Linked DNA regions of Mus musculus: region 2 is linked to region 1. A link is a loop called in an ENCODE intact Hi-C map of the cell type or tissue named here. Cell type or tissue: heart. All regions are shown on one strand. Links, peaks and the distances in the headings refer to the core of each region. The heading gives the core; the rest is flanking DNA. Region 1 overlaps Mfsd2b (major facilitator superfamily domain containing 2B). Region 2 holds the start of Atad2b (ATPase family, AAA domain containing 2B).

Region 1 (2,901 bases), core at 198-2,697:
TTGGGCTAGGAATATAGTTCATAGCTTATTTATGGTTCAGTCCCTACCTGCCTGCCTCCCCTTGTCCCCCCTCCAAAACACTGTCAAGCAGGGTGCATGCCTGTGATCCCAGTATTTGATAGGCTAAGCCAACATTGGTGAATTTGAAGCCAACTTAGAGTATACAGTAAAGTCCTGTCTCACACATAGAAAAAATGATATTTTGCTGTAGGATTTTGGCAGCTACTTTTTTCAGGAGGAAGTATTTTGCGTTGTTCTTGGTCTGCTATAGCAGCGTCTAGTGTTTGTCAACACAGGGGAGGTGACGGGTTCTATTTGGATGCGTGATGGTGAGCCTGCCTGAGAACCGCTCAGAGGCACTGGGTCTGGGAAGCTGAAGCTCGGCAGAGAGCTCTGGGGTGACGGGGATGTGTGAGATCACACTGCTCTGGGAAGGCAGAGAAGATTAAGGAACGCCAGAGTAGCAGAGCAAAGGGGGTTGGGGAGGGGGGGGTCACAATGGTAGTAAGCCAGCCAAGCCAAGGGAGTTTTGAAGTGCAGTGCTCAGCATTAGCTACGTAGCATTGGGGAGTCTCAGTGTACTGGCCACTTGTCATGTTGTTTTAAAGAACCCTGATACAAGTCACACAAGGAAAGAAGGGCTTATTCTAGCTCAGAGACCCGCGCTTTGGAAAACATGGCGACAGGAGCGCAAAACAGCCAGCCACAGTGCATCTGCAACCAGGAAGCAGAGCTCTGCTTGCTCGCTCCGTTCTCTTCAGCCTAAACCCCCAGCCTGTGTAAGGGCGTCACCTCCAGTGGGCAGGTCTTCTCCCCTCAGCTATGCCAGGCAAGTCTAAACCCCTCCAAGTCAGCTTTCAGTGTCAACCATTATAGGCTGGTGCCTTGTCAGCCATTATTAACTTGACTGACATATTCATCCTGAGGTGTACACAAGATATTTGTTAAAACCAGAAACAACCATCTATTCAGTCAGCTGACAGAGAAGGCTTGCTTGAGCCCAGGAGTTGAGCCAGCTTAAGCAACATACCTCTTTTTTTTTTTAAAGATTTATTTATTAATATACATAAGTACACTCTAGCTGTCTTCAGGCACACCAGAAGAGGGCATCAGATCTCATTACGGGTGGTGTGAGCCACCATGTGGTTGCTGGGATTTGAACTCAGGACCTTCGGAAGTGCTCTTACTCACTGAGCCATCTCTCCAGCCCGCAACATACCTCTTGTCTAGACAACTAAACTTAGATTTTTTTAAAGCAAGATTACCAGATGTGATCCATGCTTGTAATCCTGGTACTTGAGTGCTAAAGGCAGCAGGATCAGTTTAAAGCCAACCTCGGCTACATGAGACCTTGTCTCAAACTACAACAAAGTAACACTGTTCGCAGCATTTGCTGCTCTTGCAGAGGGCCTGGGTTTGGTAACCAGCACCGGTACTGGGCAGCCTACAACCCCTCACAACTATAGCTCCAGGGGCTCTGATGCCCTCTGCTGGTCTCTGCCGGCATCTACATGCATGTACACTCAGGCACAAACATATACACATAAAGGAAATAAATCTTTAGAAAAAACAAGTAAATCAAGCAGTTACTTGTGGCAAAAGTGGAAACAGGGTACAAACTTCCTTCTCTCTTGTGTGTGCTGGAGTCTGTCCTGTGGAGCAGAGCTGTCTTTATTTTGGAGGCTGAAACCAAGTTTAATGGGCTTCCAGGGTGGCAGGGAAGGAGGCGATAGGAGTGGCAAGAGGTGAGGAGAGCAATAAGGGACAAGCTGTTTGCTTTTGGGCTGGGGGTGGCCCTGATCTTTCCTACTTCATCCACACAATACGGTGCCTGATCGGTGGCTGGGGCCAGAACTATGCTTAATGGCTTCCCATCCAGGGACTCTAGCATGGGATGGTAGGGCACCCATGGTCACATTTTACCCACGTGGTAGGAAATAAGCTTTAGTTTTTATTTGCTTTGAAGACAGGGTCTCAGGTTCTTCAGGCTGGCCTCAAACTTGATATGTAGTGGAGGCTGGCCTCTAACTCATGATTTTCCTGCTTCTGTTCCCCAATGCTGGGACTGCATGTGTGCGTCACCATACCCAGCTAAACTTGTTTTTTTAAAAAAATATAAACCCCAGTGAATCTTTCTTCCCCAAAGACAGAGACCCTAGAAAACTGTAATTCCTAGTATATGGTTTTATATATACCATAGAATTTCAGAATATTTCACAATTTGTTTGTAAAAGTAGCTGGCCTCTGATGGTTCCATGTCATCCTCTGTCTATGGATAGAAGTAACCTCAACTGGTGTGAACAGAGCAAAATGCTGGATAAATACCTGCTTAGCTTCCAACATGTCCTGTTTCCTCAGCCTGACCATTTGCACTGTGTCCGGGTGGCCACTGGAGTGTGAATGCAAGCCAGGCCTGTGTCTGAATTCCTGTGTTGGAACTCTGCCATTTAGCAAAAGGAATGTACAGGGCCAGGGTAGGCAGGGCTTCCTGATGCTGGAAACCTTCCAGGAGGATGCTTTTAGAATCAGGTTTCTTGAAGGTGGAGCAGTCTGGGGTACAAGCCTGAAAGGATCCAGGTCCAACAGGCAAGGAGCTGTGGGCTAGAGAGTTCCAGAAAATGCAGGTTTCTCCTTTCCAGCTCACAGAGGTCTCCTTAAAGTTCAGGCAAGGCTGTAGCTAGTCCTCCTGAGGGGAGAAAGCCAAGGAGGAAGAGAGCGGTGAGATGAGGGTCTCCGCCCTGTCATAGAGTGCCATACAAGTTTCAGCCACTGCTCCCCGTCCTGCCAACACTCTCCACTCACAGCTCTGTTAAAGGCACAGCCCAGTCCTTTCCAAGTCCCATCAGGCAAGTCCCCTCCTCTGGGCATTGCTAGAGTGAAAGTGTCACCTCTGAACCCTTT
Region 2 (2,901 bases), core at 150-2,649, 54 kb after region 1:
TAAAACTCTGCCTAAGTTCCCTCTAGGGTTTAGCTTTTGGTAGTTCCTAAAAGGAAGCAAACTTAGTATCTTTTGAACGGGTGTAATTTTTTTCTTTTTATTGTGCTACTTTGACAGGCGTGGGAGAGGGTTATACGGTATAGTCATGTGTTTTGCCATTACACTATATCCCCAAGTCTTATTTGTATATAGTTTTAAATAAAGTTTAAAAAGTATTTTATTGACTTATTTTTTTTCTCTAGTACAGACAGCTGTGCCCTATGCTCTCCATGCCTGCTTCCTCTTTCTTTCTTTCTTTCTTTCTTCCTTCTTTCTTTCTTTCTTCCTTCCTTCTTTCTTCCTTCTTTTCTTTCTTTCTTTCTTTCTTTCTTTCTTTCTTCCCTCCTTCCTTCTTTCTTTCTTTCTTTCTTTCTTTCTTCCTTCTTTTCTTTTCTTTCTTTCTTCCTTCCTTTCTTCCTTCCTTTCTTTCTTTCTTTCTTTCTTTCTTTCTTTCTTTCTTTCTTTCTTTCTTTCTTTGATGTATTTCCCCTCATTTTGTAGTTCAGAATGTATCTCTAAAGGAGTTCCTTAGGTCCTTGCTTGAAGTAGGGGCTCGTGCTTCTTACCACCAGTTGTACTTTACTGATCTCTTGTCCATTTGTTGGTGAGCTTTCTTGAGAATCAGAGGGTCTCATTATGTAGCTCTGCCTGTCCTGAAACTCACTATGTAGACCAAGTTGGCTTTGAACTTATTTACTTATTTATATATATATATATATAAATACACACAACTACTCTGTACATTCTATATAGTGAGGACTGAACAAAGCTTATTAATTTTTTGTTTGGGGTCTTACATGGCTAAATGTTATAACTATGAAGCTATTTAGTCTTTATTCACTCTTCACTTTTTTAGTGTAATAATCAGGGGAATTTCTGCCCAAATAAAGACTAGGCTCTCTATCTTAGATAAACTGTGATGCTTTGAAATGAACATTTATTCTTCCCTCTATAATTCCAGACCTTTCCATATTACATTAATTTAATAATTACATAGTACTTTGACTTTTTTTCCTTTGGAAGTGTTTTGTCTTAATTCTGCACACCGGTAGGATGGAGATAAAAGATGCTGCAAAATCCCTCCGGTAGACTTGGCTAAAGTCAAAGGGAACAACACTTGAGTTCAGTGGTTCAAATCTTTAATCCTGGCGCTTGGGATGAATGCAGAGTTCAAGGCTAGCCTGGTCTCCATAGTGAGTTTAAAAAAGGATGCAGAGTTCCTAGAGTTGTTTTTTCTTAGTTTAACTTGCGTGGATTACCGCAGGGACTTCTTTCATTCATTGCCATTATCATTTGGACAGTCATGCAATGTGCAGCCCAAGTTCATTAGGGGTCTTGCCCAAAGTACCTAGGCAACTGGAACCCCTCCGCACCGCACCGTCCTCTCCATTCCTTCTACTCCGCGCTTGGTCGGCCGTTCCTGGCGTCCTCCAGGCCACCGCAGGGGTCTGGAATCTGGGGTCCTCGGTCTTGGCCAGGCGTTGAAGGGTCCGGACTACGTTCCACGCGGAAACCCATCCTGCGCCCTGGCCGGCTCTGCCCATCCCCCAGTCTAGACAGGGCAGCAAAAGCTGGCCACTGTGGGGTTCACAGCCCAGAGCGCCTCCCCGCAGGCCTCCCGCCGATGCTGACGTCACGTCGAGGCGGGGCCTGTGCAGAAGGAAGGGCTGCGCGTCCTTGCAGCGCCCCGCAGCGGCCGCGTCCAGAAGCGGCCTTGTCGGCCCTGCGGCGCCAGAGACCTGACGCACGGAGCTCGATAGAGAGAGAACGAGAGAGAAAGGGGCAGACATGGCGGCTCCGCTCGGCTCCCGCTGAGGACCGCTGAGCGGGCGCAGGGTCTGCGCGGCCGGCCTGCAGCCTCGCTTCCGCCTCCCGCTCCCTGCCTCCTCGCGCCGCCGCCGGCTTCTGCTCCGCTCTAGCCTGTCGGGCCTGCGTCCCGGAGAGGCAACGCGAGCCGGCCCGGCGAGGCTCCGCTGGCCCCTGCCCGCCGGCGGGCCGGCCTTCCTCGCCTCTCCCGGGAGCGGCGGGCGCGGCGTGGACCCGGTCCCCCTGGCTGGACCATGGTGAACACCCGGAAGAGCTCTCTGCGCCTTCTCGGGTCCAAGTCTCCTGGGCCCGGGCCTGGGCCCGGGGCCGGAGCCGGAGCGGAGCCGGGGGCGACCGGCGGCAGCAGCCATTTCATCTCCTCTCGGACCCGCTCCTCTAAGACGCGCGCGGCCAGCTGCCCGGCGGCCAAGGCCGGGGGAAGCGGCGGCGCCCTGGACGAGGCCCGGGTAAGAGCGGCGGCCCACGGCCGAGGCTTGAAAGTGCTGGCCCGGCCGCCCGGGCTTTGTCTGGCCGGAGACCGTCTTGCGGGTGCGGTGGAGGGTGGCAGCCGCCGAAGGGCCGCGACTCCAGCACCTTAGCTGAGCCGGCCCGGTTCTTTTGTGTAAAGAACAGCACTCGAGTCCACGGGAGATGGCTCTTGGGGTTCCTTTCGGGGACATTAGAATGCTCTGCCATCCGTGTCCTTGCCCGGCTTTAGAAGGGAATTCTAGAGGAAGCAAGAATTTAAGGCTGCAGTGCCTGGCTTGGAAGGGGAGAAGAGAGAAGTGAAAGTTTTCTGCGGTGTCAAACCCCTCTTGAAAGTGTGTCAGCTCTTGCCGCTGTCTGAGTTTACTTAGTTTGGGGGTGGTTCAAGTTGGTAAGGAAGTGAACAGAGCTCCAGTTGGCAGGCAGGCAGGCAGGGATGCTGAAAAAAGTTTGTAGCTGCACTGACACCAACTTTAAAAACAAAACCAACGCTTAACGCCTCTGTAGGCAAGGCAGATCAGACACGGTGCTGTAAGCTGTAGGGCGAGCCAGCCAGCTAACCAAGGTTCT

The links. A loop is a pair of places that touch in the nucleus more often than their neighbours do. Peaks named below come from ENCODE experiments on the same cell type or tissue, not always from the same donor. Only the 100,000 strongest peaks of a DNase experiment are listed, where the experiment ranks them.
Region 2: a loop joins it to region 1, with 2.1 times the contacts of the local background. A loop is called at or near these places in 7 of 42 quality-filtered maps.

What each region holds. Positions count from the first base shown.
Region 1 is chr12:4,861,394-4,864,294 of GRCm38, forward strand. It overlaps Mfsd2b (major facilitator superfamily domain containing 2B), which reads right to left. Exons shown (of 14, transcript NM_001033488.2): 14 at 1,045-2,686. The coding sequence ends at 2,662. Among named protein-coding and RNA genes, the nearest start is that of Mfsd2b, 12 kb to the right of the region's middle. In heart, for the core only: CTCF peaks have their summits at 1,494 (motif pointing left) and 2,406; a DNase peak (open chromatin) is centred at 2,431; H3K27ac peaks cover 464 bases.
Region 2 is chr12:4,915,610-4,918,510 of GRCm38, forward strand. It overlaps Atad2b (ATPase family, AAA domain containing 2B), which reads left to right and starts at 1,744. Exons shown (of 28, transcript NM_001362349.1): 1 at 1,744-2,312. The coding sequence starts at 2,100. In heart, for the core only: no CTCF peak of the experiment used is centred there; a DNase peak (open chromatin) is centred at 1,692; H3K4me3 peaks cover 1,531 bases; H3K27ac peaks cover 1,592 bases.